6 separate regions of the Mus musculus genome follow, and regions 1, 2, 3, 4 and 5 are each linked to region 6. Evidence: chromatin loops called from intact Hi-C (ENCODE). Cell type or tissue: heart. All regions are shown on one strand. Each heading gives the region's core, and the rest is flanking DNA. Links, peaks and the distances in the headings are about the cores only.

The links. Hi-C counts contacts between places; a loop is a spot of excess contacts. Peaks named below come from ENCODE experiments on the same cell type or tissue, not always from the same donor. Only the 100,000 strongest peaks of a DNase experiment are listed, where the experiment ranks them.
Region 1: it touches region 6 in a loop (4-fold over the local background); 2 of 42 quality-filtered maps call a loop at or near these places.
Region 2: it touches region 6 in a loop (3.0-fold over the local background); 14 of 42 quality-filtered maps call a loop at or near these places.
Region 3: a loop joins it to region 6, with 7 times the contacts of the local background. A loop is called at or near these places in 26 of 42 quality-filtered maps.
Region 4: a loop joins it to region 6, with 2.5 times the contacts of the local background. A loop is called at or near these places in 2 of 42 quality-filtered maps.
Region 5: a loop joins it to region 6, with 2.2 times the contacts of the local background. A loop is called at or near these places in 4 of 42 quality-filtered maps.

What each region holds. Positions count from the first base shown.
Region 1 is chr12:69,959,975-69,964,998 of GRCm38, reverse strand. Atl1 (atlastin GTPase 1) reads right to left here. Exons shown (of 15, transcript NM_178628.5): 14 at 4,437-4,451; 15 at 914-1,771. The coding sequence ends at 1,661. It also overlaps the pseudogene Gm3086. Among named protein-coding and RNA genes, the nearest start is that of Gm52003, 10 kb to the left of the region's middle. In heart, for the core only: no CTCF peak of the experiment used is centred there; a DNase peak (open chromatin) is centred at 2,328.
Region 2 is chr12:70,908,861-70,913,884 of GRCm38, reverse strand. It overlaps Gm32664 (a long non-coding RNA gene), which reads right to left. Exons shown (of 4, transcript XR_381658.4): 3 at 4,910-5,024; 4 at 4,105-4,289. Gm46355 (a long non-coding RNA gene) reads left to right here and starts at 1,731. Exons shown (of 2, transcript XR_001780623.2): 1 at 1,731-2,127; 2 at 3,135-4,432. Gm10457 (a long non-coding RNA gene) reads right to left here and starts at 1,998. Exons shown (of 2, transcript XR_003950189.1): 1 at 1,123-1,998; 2 at 1-953. In heart, for the core only: a CTCF peak has its summit at 2,636 (motif pointing right); DNase peaks (open chromatin) are centred at 2,674 and 3,474.
Region 3 is chr12:70,427,664-70,432,687 of GRCm38, reverse strand. No RefSeq gene overlaps it. Among named protein-coding and RNA genes, the nearest start is that of Tmx1, 23 kb to the left of the region's middle. In heart, for the core only: a CTCF peak has its summit at 1,949 (motif pointing right); no DNase peak of the experiment used is centred there.
Region 4 is chr12:69,731,350-69,736,373 of GRCm38, reverse strand. The region is part of intron 1 of Dmac2l (distal membrane arm assembly complex 2 like); the gene reads right to left. Among named protein-coding and RNA genes, the nearest start is that of Dmac2l, 8.9 kb to the right of the region's middle. In heart, for the core only: a CTCF peak has its summit at 2,685; no DNase peak of the experiment used is centred there; H3K4me3 peaks cover 360 bases; H3K27ac peaks cover 452 bases.
Region 5 is chr12:70,343,853-70,348,876 of GRCm38, reverse strand. It overlaps Trim9 (tripartite motif-containing 9), which reads left to right and starts at 1,263. Exons shown (of 14, transcript NM_001286388.1): 1 at 1,263-2,530. The coding sequence starts at 1,709. In heart, for the core only: CTCF peaks have their summits at 1,505 and 2,632; a DNase peak (open chromatin) is centred at 1,426; H3K4me3 peaks cover 2,448 bases; H3K27ac peaks cover 1,042 bases; H3K27me3 peaks cover 2,288 bases.
Region 6 is chr12:70,231,991-70,237,014 of GRCm38, reverse strand. It overlaps F730035M05Rik (RIKEN cDNA F730035M05 gene), which reads right to left. Exons shown (of 5, transcript NR_045174.1): 2 at 4,831-4,966; 3 at 4,084-4,220; 4 at 3,694-3,844; 5 at 2,850-3,183. Among named protein-coding and RNA genes, the nearest start is that of Gm38467, 3.0 kb to the right of the region's middle. In heart, for the core only: CTCF peaks have their summits at 1,584 and 2,458 (motif pointing left); a DNase peak (open chromatin) is centred at 1,614; H3K4me3 peaks cover 511 bases; H3K27ac peaks cover 432 bases.

The sequences.
Region 1 (5,024 bases), core at 719-4,718, 270 kb after region 6:
GAATGCATGTTTTGGTATATTTAGTCTAATGTTTGATGCTTTATACTTGTTATGCTTTATCATTCTGTTCAGAAGGCCCACAAGCCTATAATGAAAAGAGAAGCTGAAGCTAAAATATGGCTACTGGGACATTATCAGGGGAAGAGAATTAGTGCGCATACGGCCAGCTGTCTGTAAAGAAGTGTAAACTTCTGTTCAGCTTGTAAGCTTACACACATTCTTCTGTCTCTCTTACTTTCTGTTCACCATTTCTGAGACAGTTAAAAATGTCTGCTTGGGCTCCCGGGTAGATGAGGCATTACCATTCTTCCATTACTAGTCTCTCCTCTGATTTATTTTCCTCTAAAGGGTTTAGTTTCGTTAACAAAATTCCACTAAAGATTTCAGTTATTAGAAATATATTATAGCCAGGTGGTGGTGGTAGTACATACCTTTAATCCCAGCACTTGGGAGGCAGAGGCAGGTGGATTTCTGTGAGTTCGAGGCCAGCCTGGTTTACAGAGCAAGTTCCAGGACAACCAGGGCTACACGGAGAAACCCTGTCTTGAACCACCACCGCCCCCACTGCACACACCCCCCTCCCCAACACACAAAAAGAAATATAGACTCCCTGGTTTACATGAACTGGAAGGATGCTACAGGTAGCAACATGTTTCTAATTTGGGAGGTGGGCAGGGCCATCACAAGTTGAAAGACAGCTTGAGCTGCATAGTAAAATCTTGTCTAAGGAGTAAATAAACTTTTTTTAAAATCAAAGAACTGGAAAGTACCTAATACAATTAGCTTGTATTTAAGATGTATATTTAAGTTTGAAGTGGGATCAGAAATAGTGTATGCTCACACCACCTTGAGCACCCAGTCTTGTCTTGAAATGGTATCAGAAAGAAAATGCACCTTGAACTGAGGCAGAATAGACCTTTCATGCCACACCAGACCTCCCAAGTAGTTCTAGAGCCAGTGAGCATTTGGTTTAATGTTAGGAAACAGTAAAGTTTAATAGTTCACATATTAAAAGAATAAACCTATGAAGAATACATTTGTGGTGTACCAAATGAAAAAATATACAGTGCAGTGAAACTCAAACACATGTACAAAACAATTTTTGTGCATTTTTGATCAAGAGATTTACATTCTATATTCATAAAGATATAAAAGAAACAATGTATAGTTTTTGGTAAAGCAACTTTTAAGCTCTCAAATATGTTTCAAGGTAAGAGCCTGTGGTATGTATAATATTATATAGATTAAAATCAAGCCTGCCAAGTTATACTGTGCTTTAACAAATAGCTATGTAAAATAACTTAAATTTTCTATAGAAATCAAATGAGCATATCCAAACCCAGAGTAATACTACACAATATTTAATTATAACCCAGTAGTAGAACTTAGAAAAGTCAAGCAGAACAAATCTATCCTCAAATTTACAAATACCTGAAATGATAATAGCATATTTAAAGACAGAAATGAGGAAACTGCACATTGACAAATAACCATGCATACATACATCTGCTCATTAAACACTGGAGTAAAGAAGTAAACTGTCCGAGTCCTCGGTCGGGTGTTTGGGTTTCACTCTAAAGGAAGCACTTTGCATGTTTGCATGGAAACAAAAGCTTTGATAGTTAGCTGACAAACGGTCATGCACCTGCATGTTTTTAGATTAAATTTTCTTCTTTTCCGGTTGTTGAGTAGGCTCTGACTTGGGTGCAGGGAAAGCTTGGTGACACAGGTGTCTGTGGGTTGCTGCTGCACTGTAAAGCTTGTATAACGCCTAGAATATAAGAACCAGGGTTAGAAGACACACAGGTCTCATTTCCTTTTTAGCTTATAGTACTATATAAAATTCAGCATGCTGAAGTCATACTTTTCAAATACATTTTTGTATACGGTGTGCATGCATGTGTTTGTGTGTGTGGGTGTATGTGGAGGCCAGAGGTTGTTGGGCATCTTCCTTTAATGCTCTCCACATTATATATGAGGCAGAGTCTCTCACCAGTTTGGCTAGTCTAGCCACCAAGCTTGCCCCAAGAATCGCATGTCTTCTAAGCAGAGGGATTATGGATGGGCCACCACATCCACCTGGCATTTGAGTAGATCTGAACTCAGGTCCTCAGCCTTGGGTGGCAAGTGATTTACCCACTGAGCCCTCTTCTCAGTCCCAAATTGATACATCTTTATATCATCACTCTCTCAAACACTGACTGGTGGGGGCTGAAGAGATGGCCTAGCTGGTTTGAGCACTGGCTGCTCTTCAGAGGAGTTGGATTCAATTCCTAACACCCACGTGATGGTTCCTAACTGTAACCAGTAATCCCAACCCCAAGGGATCTGATGCCCTCTTCTGGCCTCCACTGGGTCTGCATGTACATGGTACACAGACTTGACGTGCAGCTGAATACTCACACACATGTAAAACAAACAGCAGTTCCTACTATCTTAAAATGTAGAACAGTTTCAGGCCCACGGCCTGTGCTGGTGGTTAAGCTTATCAAGGTTTTACTCTCTGACCGAACCTCCTTTATCTTAAACATCTCCTAGAATATAGCCCAGCCCAGCAGCTTTCCATGTCCCAGACGGATATGTGGGCATCTCACCGTGAAGTACTGCCAGTTTTAGACAGCATAGATCTGTAACCTCCTGCTGTAATGTATCTTCCAGAACTGGCTACTTTTCTATGTTACGGGTGTGCTAGGTCAGCTAAAGGCTCCCTCTCCGTGCCCAGCTGGGCTCTCTTATTTCGTGTGCTCCCCGGCAGTGTCTCCACTACTCGGTTCTGACTGCGCAGACTCATTCAGAGCCACCACCTCAAAAAGCCTTTCACCACTGACGTGACCTCCTGATTATCCCTCGTATTACTTTAAAGGTGTTTGAATCCAAAGAATTTTAGGGCCTTTCTTACAAGTTTCACTGTGTGATCCAGGTTAGCTTCAAATTTATGATCCTGCTTCCTCCACCTCCTGAGTACTGGGATTACAGACACGTGCCACTACAGCATGCATTCACATATTTACATATTTCACATTTTTGGGTACTCCTAAGTATCTTTGTTTCTCCCCTCAGCTAGTGTAGAAGAGTTATCCCTCTGTCACATACTGAACACCCAATTCCGACTCATGTATTCTGGAGTGTGTAGTTTTGAATATTTTGAAGAACTGGGTAAAAGCTTATTATCTACTTAGCTATTCTCAAAAACCTTCTGTGATTCTGCATAGGTGTTTCCCTAAAGAGGATTTATTCATTCGTGTACTTCATATATGGATGCTTTGTCTGCATGTATGCCTGCACAGCAGAAGGCGGCATTGAATCCCACAGGACTACAGTTACAGACAGTTGTGAGCTGCCATGTGGGTGCTGGGAATTGAACTCAGGACCTCTGGAAGATGAGCCAATGCTGTTACCCACTGTGTCATCTCTCCAGCCCCTATAGCTGTTTTCCTAACACTAAATATGGTTAGTGCCATGTTCAGATATGTAAACGTGGTCAGTACAGCACGGTGTCACCCTAGTTCTGGCATGCTGCTGCTCCTAGTGTACAGAGCTTAATTCCAGTTCTCTTCAGGTATTAAGTTCCCCTGCCCAAGGTTTATGTACAAGCTGAAGTTTGATTTGTTCTTCTAGTGAAGTTAGTTTACTAAATCACGTCTTTGATGGAATCTACTCAGATTGTACTCCTGCTTGGTTTCACTGCAGAACTGCAGGGGATACCTGTGACGGTCGGTCTTCACCGTCAGCCTTACGGGATTTAGAGTCACTATGGAAGCACCTCTAGGTATGATTATACAGATGTTTCCAGAAAGATCAACTAGGTCAAGAACATCCACCCCGAGTGTGGGGAAGACTACTTATCCCATGGGCTGTGGCCTCAGACTGAATAAAAGGAGCAAACGTGCTGAGCGCAAGCATCCATCTTTCCCTGCTCCCTGCCGGCCGCTGCCACGGTCTCTTCTCATACTAAGCCAACCAAACCTTTGCTCCTGTGTTTCTGCTTGTCCACTATTTGACCAATATGGGGAAACTAAATACTACAACATTGAGCTGAAAACATGAACCTTGTCTACACAGAACTAAAATCAAACACCCTTTAATGACACTTTTGTTCAAATTAAGTCCTACATAATATTTGGAATATGTTAAAAGTTCATACAAATTTACATTTTATTTTTATTTTTTTATTTTTCGAGACAGGGTTTCTCTGTATAGCCCTGGCTGTCCTGGAACTCACTTTGTAGACCAGGCTGGCCTCGAACTCAGAAATCCGCCTGCCTCCCAAGTGCTGGGATCAAAGGCGTGCGCCACCACCGCCCGGCCAAATTTACATTTTAGAGAATATTTTCTAAGATTATGCTCTAAAATATCCTTTAATACCTAGTCAGTTATAAAATAGGAATATCATATTTACAAATAATATATCTGTTAATTAAAAAATGTTAGCTTACCTCATTTGTGCTTCCCTGTAGCAAAGGGAATTTTAAAAGGAAAATGTTATATCTTGCTTAATTCATAATTTTCAACTTCATTTGCAATATCAATTATAAGCATTAAGAAAAAATACTCCTGAAGATTTTTAAGTTTAGATTCCGTATTTTATCAGAATATTTTAAAGAACCCAATTCTGCATTTCAGATAAGTTTTAGCAGTGTGTTCTAGGAAGGTGTTGAGGTTTACACAGGTAACCCATCTTTAGCCTTGTGTGCATGAGCGCTGACAAGAGAGTGAGTAGTTTGGGAGGCAGTGTTATTTCAGCTTGAGTCCTCAAAGCACACAACTCATTAGTTACCCTTCTATTACAGAGTACAGACAGGTGTGCTCCTCACACTGCATACTGTCAGCTACCTCTAGATCACAATGGTCAAAAGCTTAAAACATAAAGTTGTATGGGCTCCTTTAATTTCCCTAACTTCTCACTAAGTAACTGAAGAGACTCTGGGACAGTAGTAAGTTACTGTCTTTCTTTCTTATATATTCCCACTGTCTTTCCTGTCCTTAGTTATTTGACCACCATGCCATGGTGGTCCTGACTCCCT
Region 2 (5,024 bases), core at 515-4,514, 680 kb before region 6:
GCTACAGAGTAAGACTCTATCTCAACAAAACAAAACAACAAAAAAGCCAAACCCTTTCTCTGTCTGTCAAACAGATTGGAATATATTCCTTCTTCCTCTCCCACCATCAAAGGCATGCATTTACACTTCTCTCCCTGTCCCCTGCTTCAGCATGTCTATACACATACACCATCTATCTCCTGTGGCTGTACCAGTCCTGGCAAGATAGGAGTGGAATTTAATCTGCATCCTTTCTCAGACACACCCAAGCCTGACTCTGCCAGTCCTCAGCGCCCAGGCTCCCTGCTGCCCTCTGCTGGCGGGGGTGTTCATTTTCTTTTCAAGTCCTCCCTACTTGCATAAGGCACGTTAGGAAACCTAGAGTATCTGCAGTGGGTGGCTGGTAAATCTCATTTTGCAAACAGGAGACTATTAGGATTGCATGAGGGAATCACAGGCCCAGTGCTTACATTAGGTGATGATATCTTTCCCAAGAAACTGCAAAATGTGGTATAGATGCAAGAATAAATGGTTGGAAATATACATCTGGAAATGGGGTAGTCAGAACCCATACCTCCAGATGAAACCGTAGTAGTTAAGAAACCAAGGAAAACTCCTTTGGACCCTACCTCAGTGCCGTCAATGACCATTTTAGCCCCCAGTGAGACACGGGCCTCTCCACTGAGGCACTTTCTGTTCACCAGGCTGCTTGCAGGTCTGTGCTGATCCTGATAAGTGTGAATGGGTAGAGGAGTGTGGCTAGGGTGAGGAAAAAATTGTCCTTAGAGAGGCATGCTGATGAGAGTGGAGGAACTGTAAGTCACCTGCAGGGACCACAGTACTTCTTTGCTGCTGGAGAGCTTGGCCACAGAGGGTGAAGGAGACGCTCGTACCAGAAACAGTTTCGAGATCTCAGGGTACTTTGCATAGGCCACCAAAGGGCTGGAGCTCCCGCTGGAAGCAGTGGAGAGGCCCTGGAGATTTCAGGAAAGGCAGTTCAAAAATGTACACAGATCCCTCTGAGATGGGGAGGCAGATTTCCATGCATCTCCCTGTACATGTGGAGACAGGTTAGGATGACAGTGCAGTAGTTTAAGAACAAGACAATGGTGGCTAGAAGCAGGATGCTGGTGAAATAAATACCTGGAAACATCTGGGAGACCCACATAAGAGGGTCTACTAAATGGCCGACTGTCAAGTATCAAGGATGACTTCTGGGCAGGAGACAAAGCTTAGACAGAGAGCAGTTGCCCAGTGGCTCTGTCTTTAGTTCTCAACACTGAAAAAAAAAGGTTATTTCCAAATTATCTCCAAATTTCTGGCTTAAGGGGGTGAGGGACGGGGCCAGACCGTGGCCTCACAAGCTGATAGGGAGACTCCCAGGCGGAGTTAGTTTAGAAGTGAATGTTGTGATAATGATCTGAGGTGCTCTAAATACAGGGAGGTAGAGGTGACTAGCAGGTATCCAAGGCTGGGGGCTGGGGGGTGGTATGGCTAGGCTCCCTCTGTACTGGGAGACGGCACTGGATAGGTGCAGTTCAAACCATGAAGTGGTTGAAGTCAAGAGATGGAAGTCACGGAGGGCAGTCTGGGAGCAGACCTGGGAAGGGACCAGAGATGCTGCTGGTGGAAGCCAGAAGGGAGACTGGGGGATGACCTTCGAGGTAGAAAGAGCACAGAAGGGCTTGTTGTCATAGCAACGAGTGACAAGAGCTCCCAAAGAGGAAGCATTCGCTAACAGGCAGCGTTCCATCACAGTGTAGCCTGGAAACCTCCTCAAGAGTTTGGTAATGAGGAGGTTGCAGAGGCAGAGGGTAGCAGGTGAACGGGAAATGGAGTTGAGAAAGCAGAGACGGTTGGGATGGATACCTTCTGGGACTGTACGCTAAAGGGAGGATGGACAGATGGACAGAGGGCAGAGAGTCTCTTCTGCTTCTGTGTTTTGATTGTGTGTTGGTTTAAAAAGGAGATCTTCTGTCATGGACTGAGAGGAGGAAGTGAGTTCAGGACATGAACTGAAGGGCGTCTTAACGCGGGTGAAGGGGCGTGGTCCTAAATGGTAGGAAGAGACAGGGCAGCAGTAAATGGTGACTGCAGGTGCGCATGCAACATCGTGCAGGGCAGAAGAAAGAGCGTCAAGATGGGCGAGTGAGTAGAGATGACTTTTGGTTTTTTTTTTTTTGTTGTTGTTGTTTTGTTTTTTTCGAGACAGGGTTTCTCTGTATAGCTCTGGCTGTCCTGGAACTCACTCTGTAGACCAGGTTGGCCTCGAACTCAGAAATCCGCCTGCCTCTGCCTCCCGAGTGCTGGGATTAAAGGCGTGCGCCACCATGCCCGGCTAGAGATGACTTTTAAAGTGAGAGGGGGGAGAGACGTGGTAAGGAGCTCTGGGTACTCTCGCAGAAGACCCGGGTTTGGTTCTCACATGGTGGTTCACAGTTTTCTCTAACTTCAGCTCCGAGGATCTGACCTTGGCCTTTTCTGGCCTCCATGGGCACTGAAGATATGTGTTACATTTGCACACATGCAAGCAAAACATACCCATAAAATAAAAAACAAATAAGCCTTAAAGTGAGAGAGAAGTAGATGCAAAGCAACCGAACAGAGGCACAAAGACTGGAGGTGAGGTACTCAGAGGGTTCTAGTGACCACCAGAGGGCAGTGTGGACCGCAGTGTGAGCACTGAAGGAAGGCTGACCGGGACCGGGGCTAGGTGGCCTTGGGCAAACAGTCTGATCTTCCCTGAGACTCTTTCTCTTTTGGAAAATGAGGACTATAAAAGGACCTCCCTCAGCTGGGCAGTGCCCTTAATCCCAGCACTCGGGAGGCAGACACAGGTCAGTCTCTGTGAGTTTGAGGCCAGTCTGGTATACAGAGTGAGTTCCAGGACAGCCAGAGCTACATGGAGAAACCTGATCTCAAAAATCTAAAACTAACCAACCAACCAAAAGAACTCCCCTCCCAGAAGTGCTTCATGTGTTAAGTAATTTCTTCTGTGTGAATGTGACTGGTAGTGGAGAGAAGCCAGCAGGAAATCAAAGCGCTAAGCCAAGGACAGCCTTTGGGTTTGGTGTCTTTCTCTGCTTCTCACAGGTCTGAAGTTGACTCCGGGGTAGAGGGCCATTCACATATCTTTCTTTACTTTGTCCTTCAAGCATCCAGCCTAGTGCTGGACTTACAGAAGGCCTTCAGCGGTGTGTTAGGTAACTGGCTAAATGAACCACACACAGTCACCATCTACCTCTCCAGACTCCTGACTGGAAAGAGCTCACTGCAAGGGCACCATCCTGACCTCTGCCTTCACAACCCAGGAGTCACCAGGCCAAAGGATGGCCACACAGGACCATGGAATCTATTCGCTGATACAACCTCGTTAGCTAGTCCTAGGCTTGGCCAGGGCCGCTGTGAATGAAGTTCAGGGGGCGTTTCCAAGCCTATCATTTATACATTGACCCCTGGAGCTGCTCTTGTGCATTACTCTCTTCGACCACCAGAGGTCAGGCTGCAGTCAGAACAGGCAGGGCCCAGAAAAGCCCAGCTCTGACTGAGGTCCTCCCTGCCCCGCAGGGCAGTTCATCTAGACCCACCCAGGCTTGCCTAACACCCAATAGTGACAGCAGGATTCCTTTCCTGTTTGTCACCGACGTGAGCAGAAACAAAAGAAGCTACTTGCAATCTGATTACAGCTCCAGAAAACCGTTCCCCTTTCCCACATATCATGCTTGGGAATCGCTCATCTGCCAACCAAGGAAGTGAGGGAGATGCTCTAAGAGCCAATTCCTTGCTTTGCTCACCGTTTGGAAACACAGGGTGGGACCAGGAATCTGTACGCCATGCCATCGCTGCCTCTGGTTTTGTTCACCAGTCCTGAACAGTTAGTGCTGTGAGCGACATCTACCTAGGGCTGTCTCTAAGCTGAGCCTTTGACTGGGGTCCTGCCCAAGACGGAATTATGGTTTCCCTCAGGCCTGTAAACCTCAGAATGTGGGGTTCCGGGAACATTTGAAGACATACAATTGCATTTGGTCACATAAACACCTAGCCGGGATGAAAGAGAATTCTCACTGTCCGGTGCAGAACGAAGACCACCTGGAGCCGTCCGCCCTCCCCACCCACCCTCAGTGCTCAGCGTCTTCTGATCACTTCCGAGAGCTGCTTTCCTATTTCATCCGATCTGATGTGCTTCTGTCTTCCCCAGAGCAAAACCATCTTGTACTGCGCTTCAGCTCTCTGCTCAAGATAATCCTTGCTTGTTGTCCATCGGTGAGGAAAACTCAATGCACAGCACGACCACCCTGGGGCACCAGCAGCTTCCGAGGATGGAATTGGAGGAAAGTTAACACCGAGTAGGCAAAATCCATCCTAAGATCAGCCCCACTCAGAAAAACAAAACAAAACAAAACAAAAAATGTGTAATTTAGGATGAATACAAGTCTCTTCCTCTTCTTGTTCATCTACGGCTAAGTTTTCTACCATAGCCAAACGTTATTATAGTCACTTATCTAAATCCATATGTCTGCTGTTCTACATATCTGATCAGAAGCTGCATAGGGGTGCATGTACACCTGGTCCAGTAGGGTTTCCACGAGGGGTCAGACGGGTGCCTGTATCGCTGCTCTGGTCTGCACCCCTGGAAGACTATGGTTAGTACGTCTATTAGCAAGCTTTCTCAGAGCCTACACTGTGATGATGTAAGAGGAGACCAACCATCAGAAAATAGTAAATAAATGGGTTAGTGAGTCAGAATTGGAGGTTAGGACAGGTGCTATTGACAAGCCTCTACAGGGTAAAGACACAATAGAAGCCAGCTTTAGAACTGGAGGGCTGGCGAGAACTGTCAGAGTAGAGGCGGGAGCGCAGACCAGAATGGAGAGATGGATCATAGGAAGAGTGGAGAGGGGGAGACGTGTTTGTGATCTACCCTACTCACCTGGCTTCCTGGCACGTGGCTACAGAACTTCCACTTGTTGCTAACTTCAGCATTAATTGGGCACCTTTCCTATGCCAGGCCCTGCACTAATTAGGTCCTTGGGATGCCGTTGCAA
Region 3 (5,024 bases), core at 445-4,444, 200 kb before region 6:
TGTGAAACTTTTGGCTGTTTGAGGAAAAATAAGGAAAATGATGGTGCTGGTTGGTTGCTCTTAGCATCTTTGGATAACTTGACAAAGACCAGAGATGCTCTTCACGACAAATTTAACCAGCTTCTAGCATCTCAGAATACAGTGAAGGGCAACAATGACTTTAGTGATAAAATTGACTGGACTTTCTGTTTACAGCTGGCCATTATTTGATTAGCTGGATCACAGCTGTAAGTCATTCTAGTAAATTTACACACACACACACACACACACACACACACGGAAAGAGGGATTCATTCTCTACATTTTGTCCCTCTGGAGAAGGCTGACTAATACAGGTGCTGAGAAGGTATGTAATGAGTGGTAGCTTAAGTCCACATTGGGATTTTCAACTGTCATAATTTCATTTTCTTTGTAGAGACCTTTAGGGGTTCCACAGATGGACATCCAGACATACACTCAAAGCTTGTGGGAATCGCCGCCTTCCTATTGACCTCCCTTACCTCACTGCCCAATCACAGTGGGCTACTAGAACGATCCAGAACCTGACACCACACACCATATGATACGACAATGGACTATTTAGCCAACTTGATGGGTATCCAGATCCATGGGTAGATACTACAGGTGTCTTCAATGGGATTAACTTCATGTTTAGTGCACTGGAGATTGAACCCAGCACCTTATGTGAGGGAGGCAAGTGCTCCATCCCTGAGCACTTTGATAAGACTTTGAAAGTCGTCTTTCTTGAGATTAACCCTTAAGTGACTGGGTAAAGAACACTGCCCTCCACGTCTCGTGGCCTCATCCTGATGGCCTAGATAGAACAAAAGGGGCTGAAGAGGATAGAAATCTTCCTGCCAATAACCTTCGAAGTAGACCACAGACTCTTTCCTGCCTTGGATGTGAATGGAAGCACCAGCTTTCCCGGGGCTCACACCTGCCAATCTCACACTGGAGTTGTGTTGTCAGATCTCTGGCATCTCAGGCTTTGACTGGGAATGAAGCTAACCTAGTCTCTTCACTCTCCTTAGCTTGCCAAGCACCCTTTTACCCTGCTGGGACGTGCCAGTCTCCATGGCTGACAGCCAGCTCTCTACAGCAAATCTCAATCAATCTGTCTCTCTCCTCTCCTCTTTCTCTCGATCCTCCCTGCTCTCTCTCACACATACACGCCCCACTGCCACACACACACACACACACACACACACACACAGAGAGAGAGAGAGAGAGAGAGAGAGAGAGAGAGAGAGAGAGGTTCTGGAGAATCCCAACACATCTATCTGCCTTGTCTTCTCTGTCTAAACACTGTTCTTGATTCTCTGGTGACCTATTCTATCATTCTTTTAGGAATACATATTTACTTTAAAGAATAATAAGCACAGGCTTGCCCCACCCCCAAGGTTAAGAGATAAAGAGAGGTTCACGAACACTCTGCTTATTAAAAAAAAATCAGTATCTTCAGTGATCACAGGACTTTTGTTTATGCTTTGTTTGTTCCTTGGCCTAGAACTGACCCTACTTTCTGCATGTACTTTGTATGGTATAAAGGCAGCATGGGAAAAAATAAACTTGCTTCAGCCCTTGCTGGAGTCATACGTTTAAAAAAAAAATCAGTATCTTTTCTATTTGTATTTTGAAAACTTAGAGAATATAATCCTGCGTTGATATTTCACTTCCTACTGTGAAGAAGCTAAGGAACTTAGTTAGATGTGGCCTGTAAGCTGTAAAGATCCCTCATCACTCTGGAGATGGTGACAACATTTAAATACAACCATGGAATGGGACCAATAGGATACCAGAAAGAAAAGTTGTAATCGTGGTTCAGTGTCTGGAATTAAGGAATCTTATCATGAATACATTGTTTCTTTCCAAAAAACCTACACAATATTCCTTTGTTTATAATAACTGTAACGTTTTGCTTGTTGTCTTGGCTAATTATGTGGAGCCACTAGGGGGCAGAGGATGGCCTTCTTATTGCACTTAGTTTTAAGGGCTTCATTAAGGAAGGGTTTTAAACGGATTTTAAAATCACATTACAGATGTCATAGACGCACTTGTCATTTCAGTAGTGACCCTGGTATGAGCAGAGAGTCTCCTGTCTGTACCATAGTTACGATATGAATAACAACAGCCAGAGCACAGAGGTTTATGTTAAGTCTGTTAGGTACACAGTGCAGACTAAGAGGGGCCAACGCCTCGGGGTGATTATTCCACACAGTAGCTCGATAGGCAATCTCCATTATCCAGAAGAGGAGACTGAGCTCTGAAGAGGATGTGCAACATGCCCAGGGCATCAGTAAATAGGGACTGGATCCAGATCAGAGCTGTTGGACTCTGAGTCATGAGTGATCCATCTCTGTAGGTCCAGACATGGGGCACATTTTATTTTCAAAAGGGAGTATCACCTTGTCATGGTTTGGTGTCAGGCATATATTAGCTTCAGATCTGATATAATATTTTCAGTGCCAATGAAAAATTAATGAGTTTGATACTTGGCATTCTATGGAATGGAGAGTTTATAAAGGACTTGCGGCCATATAAGTAAGCCAGCCTGTCCTCTCATCTTTCTAACCACATTTAACCATTCTCCTAACACTCATTTCCATTGCACTGATATTTCTAAATAGATAATTATTCAACCAAAGCCAATTTTCCCATGATGCCTCTCTAATCCCTACATTTAAAATCCCATGCAACAGTGTGATGGGAGAGAATTTTGTCGATCTCAATTTAAATGTGTAAAATAAAATACCAGAACTGTTTAGAAAACATATTTCTAAGTCCAAGGTGCTTGTCTTCAAATAACCATATCATACACTAAGAAGACATCCAGCTGACAGAAGGCATTCATGATAATAAAGGGCGTTTCTCTTTATTTCCTACATAGCAATTAATAACTGCGATATATGGGGGGGAGGGGAGAGATTTTTGAAAGCAATGTGGGCTGGGACTATTTTATAAATGTGAGGCAAGGTGATCTAGAATGTTTTCTTTCGTGTGCATATGTATCTGGCTTTACATATTGTTGTTTAATTAATGTTTAAACTTAGCATACAAGGTCTTGGGTTCCATACATACATGTAAGAGGTTCTAATTCGTGCAGGTTTTTATAGTACTACATGACTCAGGCACTGTCTTAGGCTGGTTCTCTGGCTCATTGGTTGGTTTACTGGTTTCTTAAGTTTACTTACTCTTATGTTTCCTCTTGCTCTTCCTCGGACAAAAGAGATGTGTAAACTTCTCAGACCCTTTCTCCTTTTCTATGTATCTCCTAAGCCCTTTGTTTTCCTGCTGAGAAATAGCTGTGCTTTGATTACCTAATAAGTGTCAAGAGCCGTCACCTCTCCATCAGAAATGGCAGTTCCATTTTAACAGAATGGGTACAGTTTTAGCAAAAGAACCAAAAGAAGAGGAGGGTTTTTTTGTTCTGTTTCGTTTTATGTGTGCATTTGTGGTGTTTTTGTTGTTCTTGTCTTCTAAACAGTGTCTCACTATGTAGTCCTGCTGTCCTGGAACTCACTGTGTAGATCAGGCTGCCTAGAACTCACCAAGGTCTGCTGCCTCTGCCTCCCAAGGGTTGGGGTTTCAAGAGTGTGCTACCATACCTGACTTGTTTTTATTTTTGTGTTTGTTTTTGTTTGCTCACATAGTGTATCCTTGTCCCCATTATTCAGGCAAGTAAGATGACAGCAGCTTCACCCAACCATTCGCTTTGCTTTATGAGGTCTGCAGAAGGTGTTCTGGCCTGGAGGACAGTCTTCAGTGACATCAGTCAGGGGACCTCTTCATCTGCTAGGACCTCAGCTTCTGTGTGGGATCCTCTGCACTCAGTTGGCAAATAAGAACTATAAGGATATAACAGATCCCCTGGCACCCTGGCATGACAAGCCTGGGATTGGGCCTTGTCATTCTGCCCTCATTTCACTAGCTTCCACTCAGTTATGTGCAAGCTATGTCCTAATCCACGGCCAGGAGCAAAAAGACATAGAATCTGACTGTGTCTTTGCCACACCCACGGTGGTAGTAGTAGTCTTATAGAAATTACTCTCAGCAAGTCTTTCTTATACAGAATTGATTTTTGATCCCTAGACTGCAGGATTTTTGAGAAATGGCCCTGGGACATTTCACCCCTACACTATGGGCCTTCAGAGCAGTTGTTCTCAACCTTCCTAATCTTGCGGCCCTTTCATACAGTCCTTCATGTTGTGGCAACCCACAACCATAAAATTATCTTCATTGCTACTTCATAATTGTATGCTGCTGTTATGAATCGTAATGTAAATATCTGATATGCAGCATATCTGATATGCAAGCCCTTGAAAGGGTCGTTTGACTCCCAAAGGGGTCACGGCCCATAGGTTGGGGACCACTACTTTAGAGTAACTATGACTCAGTTCTCCATATACACAACAGATCTGCTTGAAGGATCCCAGGCTACTGAAAGCACAGCTAACATCAAACCCTTTACATGCTGTGTTTCCAATATTTACACACACACACACACACACACACACACACACACACACACACACATACACACACACTGACTCTGTCTCCATCCAGCACTCATTGCACACTGTAGTCACGGCTCTTACAGTTGCAGCTGGGATAATAAAACTAGCGCTGCCCTTTTCTTCCTTGCAGTTTCCCCAGAAGACCTGCCCTTACTATAGATCTTAGCGACTTCAGCATATATTTATTATCCTGAAGTTAAAAGTTTTCAGATTTCATTTTATAGTAGTGGCCCTCAACCTTCCTAGTACTGTGACCTTTGATACAGTTCCTCATGCTGTGGTGACCCCTCCCACCATAAAATCGTTTTGTTTTGTTGCTACTTTTTAACCGTGATTTTGCTAAGCTTACGGCTTGTAATATAAATATCTGATATGCATGATCGCTTGTATGTGACCCCTGTGAAAGGGTCATCCGATTCCCCCAAAAGGATTTTACCCATGTCATGTGAACAACACTAATGCCTAGCGCCAAATCTGTTAACCAGGTTGTTTAATTATTAGACATTATAT
Region 4 (5,024 bases), core at 525-4,524, 500 kb after region 6:
AAATAAGGTGGAAATGTAACAGGGCCCCTTAGCAAAACTGACTCCTTGATGGAAGTACCATTCAGGCCATAAAATTCAACATGTAAACAGTATCACCTGCCAAAAGAAAAACAAAGACCTAATCCATCAAAGTCCTTAGTTCTGGGAAAGTCTCTAAATGTGCTAACCTTGTTTTCTGGCTTCTGTAGTTCTGCTGCTGGCTAACTCTCCTTTTACCCGAAGCACATCAACTCAGAACATGGGTTTTGTGCTGAAAATTTCACTCTGAGAAAGGCTCAGGGTAACACTGGGATCCCAAACACCCAGTGTAATCACCGGCTGGCTAATAAAGACTTTCTATTGGCCTAAACCCATGTCGGAGTAGTCTTTTCTGGTGAATACTACACAACAGAAAGTGACTGGAGAAGACACTCCATACTGACCCTGGCCTCCACATACAAGCACACGTGTGTGAGCACAAAGGATATGGACAGAGGCAGGCACACACACACACACTCACACACACACACACACACACACACACACACACACACAAGAGCAAGACTGCTATTGGCTCAGTTTCTTTTCCTTTGTTTTTCAAATTCTAAATATGAAGTGTTGGTAGGACTCCTAAGGGAAGATGACCAAGAGAATCATTGGAATTAGAGTCACAAAGTGTTAGAGCTGGAAGGCACTCAGGTCAGCTACACGAAACCTCTCATTCAGTGATGGGGAAACTAAAGCCTTGATATTAAGTAACATGCTGACACTCTAAATCCTTTCTGGAACAAGGTGGGGCATTAATAAATGCATGTGCCTAAAGGACCTTGCTCAATGTCTCTAAACTAATGTGTGTCAGTGTTGCATTTGAACCTAGTACTCTTTCCTACCTGTCAGGGCTCTGGATGATTGTAGAACAAGAGAGAGAAGGTTTAAAAGGTGCCGGAGTGGGAAGCATTTTAAAGCCAAGGACATGGGTTGCTGGGGCAGTGAACCAACGGATGAGACCTCAGGAATACCTTTCTCAGGCCTCTCTTGTTTCCCCTTTCCTCCTGTCTTTCCCCAACCCCTCCCTCTTTGGCAGTGCTGGGAACTGGGCAGAGGGCTGAGTATATTAGGCAAACACTCTACTACTCAACCGACGGCACCCCCGAGTCTTCATCTTCATCTTCCTTCCAGGGCTGTCCTCATCACCACAAATCTCCACCTCAGCTACATCCCACAGCCTTGGCCTTTCCGGATTTCTGTCAAGCTCTCTCCACCTATATCCATCTTGAACAACTTGTGTGTTGCCAATTTTGTTTACAAAGCTGGGCTTTCTCATCCCCTACTCAGGCTAGTGCCTGTATTCATTCCACCCTGACCTCGTTTGTGAAAAATCTTACTCAACCTCTCATTTAAACGCCACACCCATCCATCCATCCATCCATCCATCATCCATCCATCCGTCCATCCACCCACCCATCCATCCATCCATCCATCCATCCATCAGTCCATCCATCCAATCATTCATCCATTCATAAATGCTCACTGAATGTGTGCTGTACTGAGTACAAACTAGCAATGATGAGGCAAAGCAGCAACAAGGAAAGTGCAAAGAAAGATCCCACCCTGTTCTCTTACAACCCATAGTTTCATGGAGAAGACAGATGACATGAAAATACAAACATCTAATATGGTTCCTTAAGGCATGGATTATGCATGAGAGCCTAAAAAAGGGGAAGGCTTCATACCAGATTTTTTTTTTTTTGAGATAGGTCTTAAACAGTCTTTAAAAGTTTTCAAGCATCATGTCCCAGCACTTGGGAGGCAGAGGCAGAAGATCTGAGTTCAAGGCCAGCCTGGTCTACACAGTGAGTTCCAGACCATTCAAAACCACACTGTGAGATTCTATACCACAAACTGAGTTTTCTCTCTCTTTCTTTTTTCTTTTTTTAAGATTTATTTATTTACTTTTATGTATGTGAGTACACTGTAGCTGTACAGATGGTTGTGAGCCTTCATATGGTTGTTGGGAATTGACGTTTTAGGACCTCTGCTCACTCCAGTGGGCCCCGATCGCTCAGGCCCAAACATTTATTTATTATTCCACTCAATCAGGCCCAAAGATTACAGGTGGTTGTGAGCCACCATGTAGTTGCTGGGATTTGAACTGAGGAACTTTGGAAGAAGCAGTCAGTGCCCTTATCCGTTGAGCCATCTTGCCAGCCCACAGAGTTCTCAATCAGGAAGGTTAAGAGGGAGGGGAACAGGCATGGAGGGTAGGAGCAGGCAGAGCTAAACAAGCTAAAACCACTTATTTTCTTTGCCAACATAATGCAGAAGTTTACAGTATCTGTTGGTTAGTAGCCTTCAGTGACTGCCTTAACTGGGGTGGAAAGGCCAAGCCAGAGAAGCTGTTACTAAGCAGGTGAAATACAAAGTCTTTGAAAACTCAATACTTTGTTGGTTTCATTCGTTTTTCTAATCGAACTTAGATAAAGGCAGGGCCAGACTTATTTTAGCTATTCCAAAGACATTAAATGTTTTCCCTAAATTGAGTTAAAATTTAAAAATACATTTATATCTAGAAATAAAGTTTTAAAAATTTGGAAGGTTTTTTCTTTCTTAACTTCAGCTTTGCTACCGTTATGACATCGGAGAACTACTTCCTGCTTGAAAACAAGCAGTGTGGCCAGTAGGAATGCTTTCTACATGGAAAGAGGAGACCTCTAGTGGTGAGTTAGTGAATATAACTCAAGTTAAATCAGAAAACTAGAAAATAGTTGTCTCTATATGCTATATACAATAAGTAATTTAGAAATTTAAATTATAAAAGAAAACACACTTGTTTACTATCAGAAGAAATACTAAGTTTATAACAGTGTTTCTAACATTTGCAATTATATTTGTGAATTAATTAAAGGCCAGATCTCTACACACACACACACACACACACACACACACACACACACACACACACACACAGAGAGAGAGAGAGAGACAGAGACAGGGTTTCTCTGTATAGCCCTGGCTGTCCTGGAACTCACTTTGTAGACCAGGCTGGCCTCGAACTCAGAAATCCACCTGCCTCTGCCTCCCGAGTGCTGGGATTAAAGGCGTGCGCCACCATGCCCGGCTTCCCTGCTTTTCTAATCTGGTATGACTGGGCGAAGAAAGACCCTTTCTGCCTATGGTCTGTTATGATTGACTCCTGGGGATTATCCTACCATAATGTGCAAAATTTCCTGCAGATCAACATGAAGATGGAACTTTCATGAAATAATGCTGTTTGGATGAATTAATGATTTTATACAATTCCTCATTTGATTCAAATAATTTTAGAAAATTAGAATAGTTGATAGAAAGTTTAAGAAGAGGGTTTTTAGGGCTGGTGAGATGGCTCAGTGGGTAAGAGCACTCGACTGCTCTTCCGAAGGTCCAGAGTTCAAATCCCAGCAACCACATGGTGGCTCACAACAATCCGTAATGAGATCTGACTCCCTCTTCTGGAGTATCTGAAGACAGCTACAGTGTACTTACATATAATCAATAAATAAATCTTTAAAAAAAAAGAAGAGGGTTTTTAGTTGTTTTGCTAGAAATATAATGAAGCTAGAATCAAGAATGGAATGTGCCCCCTCCTCATAGAATAGTAAGTAAAGGCCGCATGAAAAGAAGTGCAGTGAGCTTTCACATGTTACAAGTACATAGAGATATGAGATTTTCAAAAGTGGAAAGTAGAAAAGGCTTAAGGATAAGAGGCTTTTGGGTGTAGAGCACAGAAGGTTTAGACATAAAAGTCTTGGGGATCTTATTTTGTGCAGTGGCAGAAGTTGTTACATGTGAGAGAATTCGGAAACCAAGTGTGCCACTTTGGGGCCATTAAGCTATATTGGGGACTGTAACCTTCCCCCACAGCCTGAAGCAGGCTGAGCAGGCTTGACTTGTCACTAGGAGATCGCCTGGGGTGGAGCCTGCCTCCCTGGATCACCCTATTGTTCTGCCACAGCCACTGCTACTACCTGCTGCCTAGCTGTTCTGTAGCCTACACGTGGTCACCTGCAGCTGGACTCCAAAGATGATTCGGCAGGAATGGGCCCCCCCTTCTTCATAAGGCGTGTTCCCCAATATTAAAATTGAGCTTTGATCAGAAAGTCTTGACTTAGCTCCATTCTTTCTCTCATTGCCTAGATTCCCTCTTTTCTTCCAGATTCCAAGGTGCCTTCCAGGCTCGAACCCTGACATGTGAGCCACTGGCTGGCCTCAACAGGGGACTGCCATTTGCAGTAAGATACCTAGGCTTTAATGAGATGAGTCCAAGAAGAGAGGAAGTGTCATATAAGACCCAGGAGGATCTAAGGAAGCAGCAGGACTTCCAGAAGAGACAGAAGCTACAGGGTCACAGACAAGAACTCAAACAGCCATCTTTATGAAGGTTAAAAGAGAGGTATATACAATGTATCTTTACCACCATCTTGATTAAGATGACCACATGGCATAAATCAACTAATGCAGCAATCCTCCCTAGTTTTACTGGGGCCTCTGTTTATCATTGCATTGCCTTTGTAGATTACAGGGACCAAAACAGGCCTCTAAAATATCTTGGGTTAGGATAGATTTTTGTGTTATGATAAATTTCTAATCTTATACAGGTATATTAAGATTAACACAAATTCACTTGGTGATATATGTCTAACTACTTATATATTTGCTAATCTTATAAAAATTAACTTGTAGACTCTTAAAGATAATTAAGACGGGCTAGAGAGATGGCTCAGCGATTAAGAGCACTAACTGTTCTTCTAGAGGTCCTGAGTTCAATTCCCAGCAACCACATGGTGGCTCACAACCATCTGTAATGGGATCTGATGCCCTCTTCTGCTATGTCTGAAGACAGTGATAGTGTACTCACGTGTATAAAAAAATAAATCTTTAAAAAAAAGATAATTAAGACATGCAAGTTAATGCTCAGACACCATTAAAAAATCAAATTCTGCCGGACAGGTGGTGGCTCACGCCTTTAATCCCAGCACTTAGGAGGCAGAGGCAGGTGGATTTCTGAG
Region 5 (5,024 bases), core at 589-4,588, 110 kb before region 6:
ACTTTGCCTATAAACAGACTGCATATAACATTAGCAGCTCCGGTCTCAACTAATTAAAATGTGGGTTAGGAATAAACCCTGTAGGATCTGTGACTAACATAGTTTTAAATAACAATGTGAATTTTCCTCCCACACAACCAATGATCAACTACTGTAATCATTGTGCTAAAAAATATATTTGCAAGATAATTCAATTTATTTGTACTATTTCTCCAAAATCAAGATTATAGAAAGTACTTCTTTTCTCTGGGAAAAAAAAAAGTGCTTTTAAATTATAAAGTAAGCTATGAATAATTGTTATCTTCTGGAAATTGAAAATTTGGAAGATCCCACGAACTTGAAAACCATTTTTGTCACTTGCTTCATGAATCACTCGGAAAATTAACTATGTATGCTCCCAAGATAAATTACTTCCTTGGAATGTCACTAGATTCAAAGATTCTCCCCCATTGAGTAGCAGGCTGATATCTTTATTCAAAGATTCTATCATTGTCATCATTTCAAGGGTTATACAGGCAAGAGGCAGGACTTATTATCTCTAGCACCGTTTGGGGGAAAGAGAAATCGGTTAGAATATAAGGGCTATCACTGGATCCCTCGTTATCTTACAGAAGCAGAAATAATATCCCACCCCTCTTCTGGAATTTATGGTAGATGCTAAGGGCATGTGACATTGGATAATATTGTTTGGAATCTTCAGTACCATAGCGATTCGTTCACATAGCTAGTTAACAACCGATAAACACTCAGAAATACACAAACACTGCCTGACTCAACTCAACTAACCTTCCTGGGGCCTCTCGAAAACTGGGGGATGGAGCTTCGGGAGGTTGGGGAGGGTGAGAGGTACCTTTGCTCCAAGGCGTAGGGCCTCCGCACATTTAAAGCATGTAGCGATGGTGGCACAGCTTTTGGGGGAATGCTGAGCCTTTGCCTCGGGTAGGGAAAAAGCTACCAGGGATGCAGAAAGGGGACACTGCAGCCATGGCACACCACCATCTTCCCTAAACACCAGAGATGCGGGCGCTCCAGCTGCTTCTGAGGGTTGGAGAAAAGCCCAAAAGGCTCCAGGAAGGCTCGGGGGAGGTGCTGGCTCTACGCCAGCAGCGGAAGGAGAAGGGGTGGGTCGGCATGCAGACCAAAGCTGGAAGGCAAGCGCCAAGCGCTGGCGACAGGCAGCAGCAGCCCACTCGCGACCGGGAGGGGTTCTCACGCCCCCTGCTCCGGGGTGACTGCACCCGAGCTCAGAAGGAAGCGTGGAGGGGGGTAGGAAAGGATGAATCATCCCGCCCCACTTCTTCTCGGCTTGCGCCAGCCCCCTCCTAAAATCCCGCAGCAGCCAGCAGGCGATGCCGGGGCTCCAGCTCCGACTCATAGAGCCCTCAGCGACCTGCAGAGGAGAGGAGACGGACAAGGCGGGAGGCCAATAAGAAAGCAGCTCTCACGGCCACCGTCCGATGAGCCTCCGCTCCCTGGCGGGGCGGGGCTAGCAGTGGGAAGGGGGCGGACCCGGGCTGGCGCGCAGCGCGGAGGCTCGGTGGCTCACAGAGAGAGCGCATCCTGGGGAGTCGGCGCCTAGGCGACCGGGGAAGGCGCCACCACCGCCGCCGCTGGCCAAGGTGCTGGCCACCACAGGCCCATCGGCTGCTTCGCCAGGTCAGGCCCCCTCCGCCGCAGCCGCTGCTGCCTCGCTTCCAGCCAGGTCCCCATGGAAGAGATGGAAGAAGAGTTAAAATGCCCTGTGTGTGGCTCCTTCTATCGGGAGCCCATCATCTTGCCCTGCTCTCACAATTTATGTCAGGCGTGCGCCCGCAACATCCTGGTGCAGACCCCGGAGTCCGAGTCCCCCCAGAGCCGCCGGGCCTCGGGCTCTGGGGTTTCTGACTATGATTATCTGGACCTGGACAAGATGAGCCTGTACAGCGAGGCGGACAGCGGCTATGGCTCCTACGGAGGTTTCGCCAGCGCCCCCACTACCCCGTGCCAGAAGTCGCCCAACGGCGTCCGCGTTTTCCCCCCTGCTATGCCGCCACCGCCCACCCACCTGTCACCGGCTTTGGCCCCTGTGCCCCGCAATTCCTGCATCACCTGCCCCCAGTGCCACCGCAGCCTCATTCTGGATGACCGGGGGCTCCGCGGTTTCCCCAAGAACCGCGTCCTGGAAGGGGTCATCGACCGCTACCAACAGAGCAAAGCCGCGGCCCTCAAGTGCCAGCTCTGCGAGAAGGCGCCCAAGGAAGCCACGGTCATGTGTGAACAGTGCGATGTCTTCTACTGCGACCCTTGCCGTCTGCGCTGCCACCCGCCCCGGGGTCCCCTAGCCAAACACCGTCTGGTGCCCCCGGCCCAGGGCCGCGTCAGCCGGCGGCTGAGCCCGCGCAAGGTCTCCACCTGCACAGACCACGAGCTGGAGAACCACAGCATGTACTGCGTGCAATGCAAGATGCCCGTGTGCTACCAGTGCCTAGAGGAGGGCAAACACTCCAGCCACGAAGTCAAGGCTTTGGGGGCTATGTGGAAATTGCACAAGGTGAGTCCTATGCAACCCACCCCTGACTCCCCGCGCCCTAGGGTCCTCCAGATTTGCAGCACTCGGTCCCTCCTAGGGTGACAGCGCATCCCAGTGGGGGCGCAGTGCAAGTGCCTTCGGCGTCTGCCTTGAGATCTGGTGCATTGCAGGAGGCTCAGGGGACGTTTGAGGCGACGCAGGGAAGTTGAAGGTCTCCAGAGAGTGGTTGTAGGAATACCTTAGCACGGGTCTCCCTTCCCATGCATTCTGCCTGTGAGCTGGGCCTAAGATGCCCCCTCTTTAGTCTGCAGCCTATCTATGGTCGCCACCACCATAGGGCAAAGCCTACTTGGTTTGACGGAGGCTCGCGGGTGGCAGAGGCCTCCGGGCATGCGCCTCTACAGGGTGGGCTGAGGGCTTGGGAGACTAGGGCAGGTCGGGGCAGTGGGGTTGGGTAGACCTCAGGGGGCTATCTCAGCAAAGGAGACAGAAGCCCTGATGCACAGCGGGGGCGGGGAGAGACTCCGTGGCTGGAATACTGATGAGTTGGCTCTGAGCTGGACCTGACTCTGCTGAAAGAGAAGCAGGTCTGGGTGCCCAGAACTCCTGTGGTCCTATGGCATACAGTCTAGGCCTTAACCCTCGAGGGTGGGGACCTAAGGCTGAAGCAGAAGGACCAGAGTTTTCTGAGCGGTCGCGTACTAAAACCATCCTTCTCTCCAAACCTTTATTCCACCAGGGTTCAAACCTTTTCCCTTTCAGTAGCTGCGTGTACAAACTTTGAGACACCTGTTAGCAGAATTCCCTTTTGGGTCCCCTTTGATAGGGTCTCTCCCCGGGCTACCGAGAAAGAATGCTATTGACATGTTGTCTTGGGACTCCTCTACTCTGATGGCTTCGTGTGATTCTCAGACCATTCTTAGAACATTCTAGCAAAGCCTACTTGACGTGTTCCTCTTGTCCTCTTCCGCTGATTGACCCTGACTCTCTGCTTCTGTGTTTCTTGCTGTTCCTCAGCCAACCCCCGGGACCTTCCCTTGGCCTAAGCCTTTACATTTGTGTGTTCTTTCCCGAGATTCTCTTCCCCAGTGCCTAGACAGGGCAACCCTCCCTTATCTCATTAACTTTGTTCAGACGTGTTAAGCCCAGATGGAGACTGCAATGACCATTTGATGACCACATGCTTCAGACAGTCCTTTGTTCCCCGTTTTATTTTTCTCAGTAGTATTTATCACCATGATAACATGCACATGCTAATTATGCTGGCTTTGTACTTATCTATTGCTCCTTCCCCCACACGTACAAAACAAGATAAGCTTTGTGAGGAAAGAGCTCTTTTTTATTATTAGATATTTTCTTCATTTACATTTCAAATGTTATCCCGAAAGTCCCCTATACCCACCCCTCTCCTGCTGCCCTGCTCCCCTACCCACCCACTCACTCCTGCTTCCTGGCCCTGGCATTCCCCTGTACTGGGGGCATATAATGTTCGCAAGACCAAGAGCCTCTCCTCCCAATGTTGGCCGACTAGGCAATCTTCTACTACATATGCAGCTAGAGACACGAGTTCTGGGGGGGGGGGGGTACTGGTTAGTTCATATTGTTGTTCCACCTATAGGGTTGCAGACCCCTTCAGCTCCTTGGGTACTTTCTCTAGCTCCTTCATTGGGGACCCTGTGTTCCATCCAATAGATGACTGTGAGCATCCACTGAAAGAGCTCTTTTTAATAACATGTTTATGCTGCTTAGAAGGAAGGAGACCACTTTGCAGAGATGTGCTTTAAGTCAACTTTACTTTTCAAGTATACCATTTGGGGGGGGTGGCGTCGGTGGGTGGGCTGCCCAGCATTGTCAAAGGAGAAATTATCTTTACACCACTTTAATTTTGAAAATTAAAAACAATAGTTCTCAGACATGATTTCTTCATAGTGTGATTCTTCATCCAAACTCGTGACTGTAGTCAGGACATAGTTGGTCTAGAGTGGAATTTCTCTACAGAGTATCGAAGAAATGAATGGCCCTGCCTGGGCAAAGACCGTACTGCTACATGTTAATTGGAATGGTATGAAACACAACATGTGTGTTCATGAAGAAAAGCCCCCCTCTGTCCACAAAGACCAAAAGGAACCTTCAAATCTCTGCTAAGCTCCATGTACAGTTGAAATGTCAAGCTGTTTGTTAAGCCCGATAATGCAAATTGTGGGTAGACATTATGGTTGAAAGTTTTATATCTGCTTAAAAATAATGAGAAATGGAATAAATGGCTAGAAGACCATGACTGGATTTTGGCACATTTTTTTCCAGAAAAATAAATCCATTTCAATTTGTTCAGTCAATATCAGAGTGACTAAATGGCCTGGAAAAGTTGAATGGGGAATGATAGATTTTAATACTCATTTTTTTAGAAAAGCACCTAACATTATTTCTTAATTTATTTTTCCCTAACAAGCTAATACAGTATTGCTGCATTGCCCACAGCTAGACTCTGTCCTGGTATTTCTGTCTCTGAACATGC
Region 6 (5,024 bases), core at 500-4,499:
CCAAACAACCTTATCAAAGTGTAGCCCACCCACCGCTGACACGTCACTGTCTGGGTTCCAGTCTCAGGTGAGCTGACAAGATACTTGAAACCTTTTTCTGGGAGACCAGCTACCCTCTGGCTTCTTCCTGATTCTTCTCCCACCATGAGGTTTCTGGAGGAAACTTCCATTTCTTTGGGGTCCCTTATTTCGTAGGCTAACAGTCAGACTGAGAAACTGTCCCTCTAGAATACCTGCATTTCTTCCAGGCCGGTTACTCTAATGCTTGTTAGAGCTCAGCAAGCCCTCTCCTCTGTATACAGCCCAGGAACAGTAGTGCCCATAATAAAGATGGGTCTTCTCACATCAGTTACCTTAGTCAAGGTAATCTCTTGCCAACATTTTCAAAGGCCAACCCTAATCTTGAACAGTGGTTCTCAAGTTCCTAATGCTGCAATCCTTTAATATGGTTCCTTATATTGTGGTGATCCCCCCCAATCATAAACCTATTTTATTGCTACTTCATAACTGTAATGTTACTACTGTTATGAATTGTAATGTAAATATCTGATACGTGCCCCCCCCAAGGGGTCTTGACCCACAGGCTGAGAACCACTGCTCTAGACAGTCCCTCACAGGCGTGCCTGGAAGCCTGCTTCCTTGGCATCAAGTTAACAGTTAAAACTAACCATCAGACAACTCAGGTGTCTAACAACAGTAAAACTGTACAACACTTATGCATTAGACAACTATACAATAAAACAAGAGCATATGTTGGGAGGCAGAGGCAGGCGGATTTCTGAGTTCGAGGCCTGGTCTACAGAGTAAGTTCCAGGACAGCCAGGGCTACACAGAGAAACCCTGTCTCGAAAAACCAAAAAAGAAAAAACAAACAAACAAAAAAACAAAAAAACAAAAACAAAACAAGAGCATATGAATTTAACAGAGAAACAAAAGTTGTGCACACAATACTGAATGCATTAAGTCAGAAGGACAGAGACATACTATGAGAGTCCATTTACACAAAACAAAAAGACAAAACCAAAAAATGGACATAAAGTCATTTATGCTACGTTCCGTGCCTTGTGCCTGTGACACTCAGGAGGCAGAAGCACGGGGATTGCGATGAGTTACAGGCCATCCTGGAGTAGAAGACCCTGTTTCTGAAAAAAAAATCGTTTGTAGTACTGGAGACTGGGGTAGCAATGGTCTGTAGAAGAGACAGTGACTAGAAGAAGATGCAGAGGGGACATTAGTTAACAGTTAACCTATACTCACTGTGACACAGACCTAACATTTTACACCATCTGTCTGAAGACATACTCTGTGATATAAATTACCTCCCAAAAGAGAATTTACGAATAATTATACATCATTTATTTTGACCCATCTATTAAATGAAATACCAAGAACCTAGATGATAACATATGTGGTATTTGACACATGATATACTATGTATTAGATATATATAATGTATATTAAGTCCTCATGAGTGCAAAGCTGAGAATACCCGATTAATATCCAGCACAAATATCACCAATTCTTGCTCCCACTTCTGACAAACTTCCAAGCTTGGCTAACAACGTGCTGCATTTCCAGGAATCTCCAGAAGGTGTCCCCATAAGCCCCACTCTGCTGTAGTGCCTAGCCCCTGGCCCCACAGTTTTGCCTGGCTCTTCCCTGAAACTGTACGGGAGATGTTATAAGCGGCCGATTCCCGTGTTCTCGACAGAACGTAGAACAGCGCTGGTGGGGTCCGAGTATTTATTATAACGCTCCGTGGGAAAGGTTTCTCCGTGTTTACTGGCTGCCCGCCACAGCCCCAGGGCACACACTGGCTTCTAGGCAGCTGACCAGGGAACAGAATCAAGAAAACTGCCTCAGTCTGAAATTAGTGCTCCCCTGACAACTAAGACCTTCTTGTGGTCAGGCTAATCATTAGACTCCAGCCCTGAGGGTGAGTTCTCACCAGAGAAACTTTTGAACCCTCCACAGCCACCCACAGCTCTTAATCCCAGCAATGAGTGGGTCCTGATGTCTTTCCCCAGAACTCCCCAGATCTCATAGACATCTGGCCAGTCTGACCAGCTCCCAAATGTGTTCAGACAGGTTAGACATCAAACTCTGAGCATTTCCTAAATCTAGCATAACATATTGAATTCCGATTTTTATTTATTTAATTTTCCCCCAATGCCCGGCATTAGAATAAATTATTTCTTTAGATTTCAATATATTTAGATCTAAGATTTTGAGAGAAGAAACATGCCATCTACTGTATGCTCTGAGTAGAGTAAATAAAAAACAGGAAAGTTTTGGTTCTCTTCTTCTGATTATGGGTCATTTTTGTGGGTGTGAATATCCAGAACAAAGAAAAAAAAAAAAAAAAGCTGCGATTAAAGTTACAGCCACATCCATGCTGAAACCCTGTGTGCATGATGTGGCGTGTTCAAAGGACGAAGTCCTCCACCTGCTGGTCTCAGGCCGCTGCTGCAGCGCATACACACAAAGGTTCCTTAACCTTCTCCTCAAAAATTGAAACAATGTCCGGTGAAACTTCAGAGGGGAAGGCAGCCTCTTGTTTTTATCTTAAACTGGAAATACACTGTGACTGACAACTGGAAAGTGTCATTTAAGATTGAGGAAATAAAGGACAAGCCGTGCAAGTGGTTGAAGATGGAGCAGACACATTCAGAAGTAAAATATCCTGCGTGTGTACAGGGAAGGATCCTTCAGATTCTCAGCTTTGATCCCTGAAAATATAGAGGAATCTACTTTCTGTTTGGATTCCTGTAACTTTTAAGCTGGCAAAGATTACCCTTCCATAGCTAAGCGCTTTACTGTTAAGGTTTTAAAGAGAAGCAAGTCAGAGAGATTAAAATACTTGGCTTTTATGAATCTGGGCTTTTCAAGTCTTTAGATTTGCTTCCTCCATGGAGCAATACTGGGTCTTAGGGAGTCTCTCTGCTTCTTGATTCTAATTGTTGTTGTTTTGGTTTCTTCCTTGTGTCGAGGGGTGGATCTCCAGGCTCGCACATGCTTGGCACATGCTCGATCACTGAGCTCCATCACCAGGCTTGCACATGCTAGGCACATGCTCGATCACTGAGCTCCATCACTAGCCAGGAGTCTCCTGTGTGCAATTGATTGAGTGCAAAGATCAAGTCAAGGTGTGGGTTCCAGGGGCAGTTTGCTTTCACAAAGGTCCTGAGACAAGGAGACAGGAAGGTCAGCCCAGAACATGTTGCATCACAGTGGCCTGTGGAAACCCTGAGCTTACCACACTTGCCACTCCCTTCCCTAGTCAGGATGTGTCCGTGTCTCTTAGCACAGTTTTTCCAGAATTTATCTCCTCATTTGTTCCCTTACACAGTTAAGTGAGGTTGGGGGTGGGGGTTGTTAGTTTCATTTGTTTGTTTGTCTTGTTTCTTTCTGAAGCCCAAATCTTATTGCATTCCTAGTGACAACAGAGGAGTAAAGTCGTACTATGTGTGTAATACAGCTGTGCATGACATGCATATATATATTCACACATGTGTGTATATGTGTGAGTGTGTGTGTATATGTGTGTGCATGCATGCCCTGAGGTTCCTGCCTGGGGTTCTATACCTGCTCGGACTTTTCCCAGGTGTCTTAGTTAGGGTTTTACTGCTGTGAACAGACACCATGACCAAGGCAAGTCTTATAAAAAACAACATTTAATTGGGGCTGGCTTACAGGTTCAGAGGTTCAGTCCATTATCTTCAAGGTGGGAGAATGGCAGTATCCAGGCAGGCATGGCGCAGGCAGAGCTGAGAGTTCTATGTCTTCATTCAAAGGCTGCTAGTGGAAGATTGACTTCCAGGCAACTAGGGTGAGGATCTTATGCCTACAACCACAATGACACACCCATTCCAACCAGGTCACACCTATTCCAACAAGGCCACACCTCCAGATGGTGCCACTACCTGGTCCAAGGATATACAAACCATCACACCAGGATTCGGTATTCAGTCCCTGGATTCTCTGACATGCCCAGACTACCTGATGGCTCTGCTCTAAGCAGGCTGCAGGCTCCAGGCTCCTCACTCCCAAACTCCCTCCACACACAGCCCAGTGCCATCTTACCCCGTCCTCTCCAGATGCTGGGCTCCACAGATTAACTTGCAATTCCAACCTGGGAAGCTCATGACTTCCTTACAGAAAATAAACACACACACACACACACACACACACACACACACACACTCCTGCAAGCATAGCTCCTCGAGGGACACAGAAAAGGCAATGAGAAGAAAATGAACACTGGTTAGTATTACAAAAGGCAGGTTTTCATCTTAGTAATGCCTTTAGCTCTTGGCCACCCATCTCTCTTCCAAACTTAGCTGTCTTGTCAATGCAGTATCAGAAGAGTAAACGGCCAGAGCATTTCCTGATTTTGCGTCATCTGACATTGGGACCCCAATTCTCTGGGGTCACCAAATTGTGTCCTGACATTTTAAAACCATCCATGATCTGAGGGACAGGTTGTACATCTCTCCAGCCTTTCAGAAACTTCCACTGGACCACATCTAACAAGCCCAGCTACTGTACTAAGAAGCAAATTAAATATGACAGGAAATGAAAGCACCAGGAAGTGGGTTTGCTCCAAGATAAGCAGATACACTCAAGTTTAACAACGACTGGTCATGGTCACAGCCAATTACAGAGAAGATAATTCAGACAGGCACCTGTGCTGTGCGCCTGCGGGATATTTGGCAGGCTAATAAACCTAGGCTCTCAGTTGTCATCCTAAATGTTTAAAACAGCAGGGTGTAGATATGAGCCTTGGCTGTCACATTCATACACTGAATGCATGGATTAAAGTGTACTTACTTCTGCTCTCTGAGCATAAAGAGCCGCTCTAATATGACATTGTCCTTCTCCACAGGCCATGTGACCCATATGTGAGGCCACTTTGGGCCAGTTCCCTTGGCTTCAGAACTGATTAAAAGCAGGTCAAAAGGCCAATCTAGAGCACAGAGCAGCCCGAGATTAGAGAGGACAGGGTTAGCTGAGGCTCAGTCAGA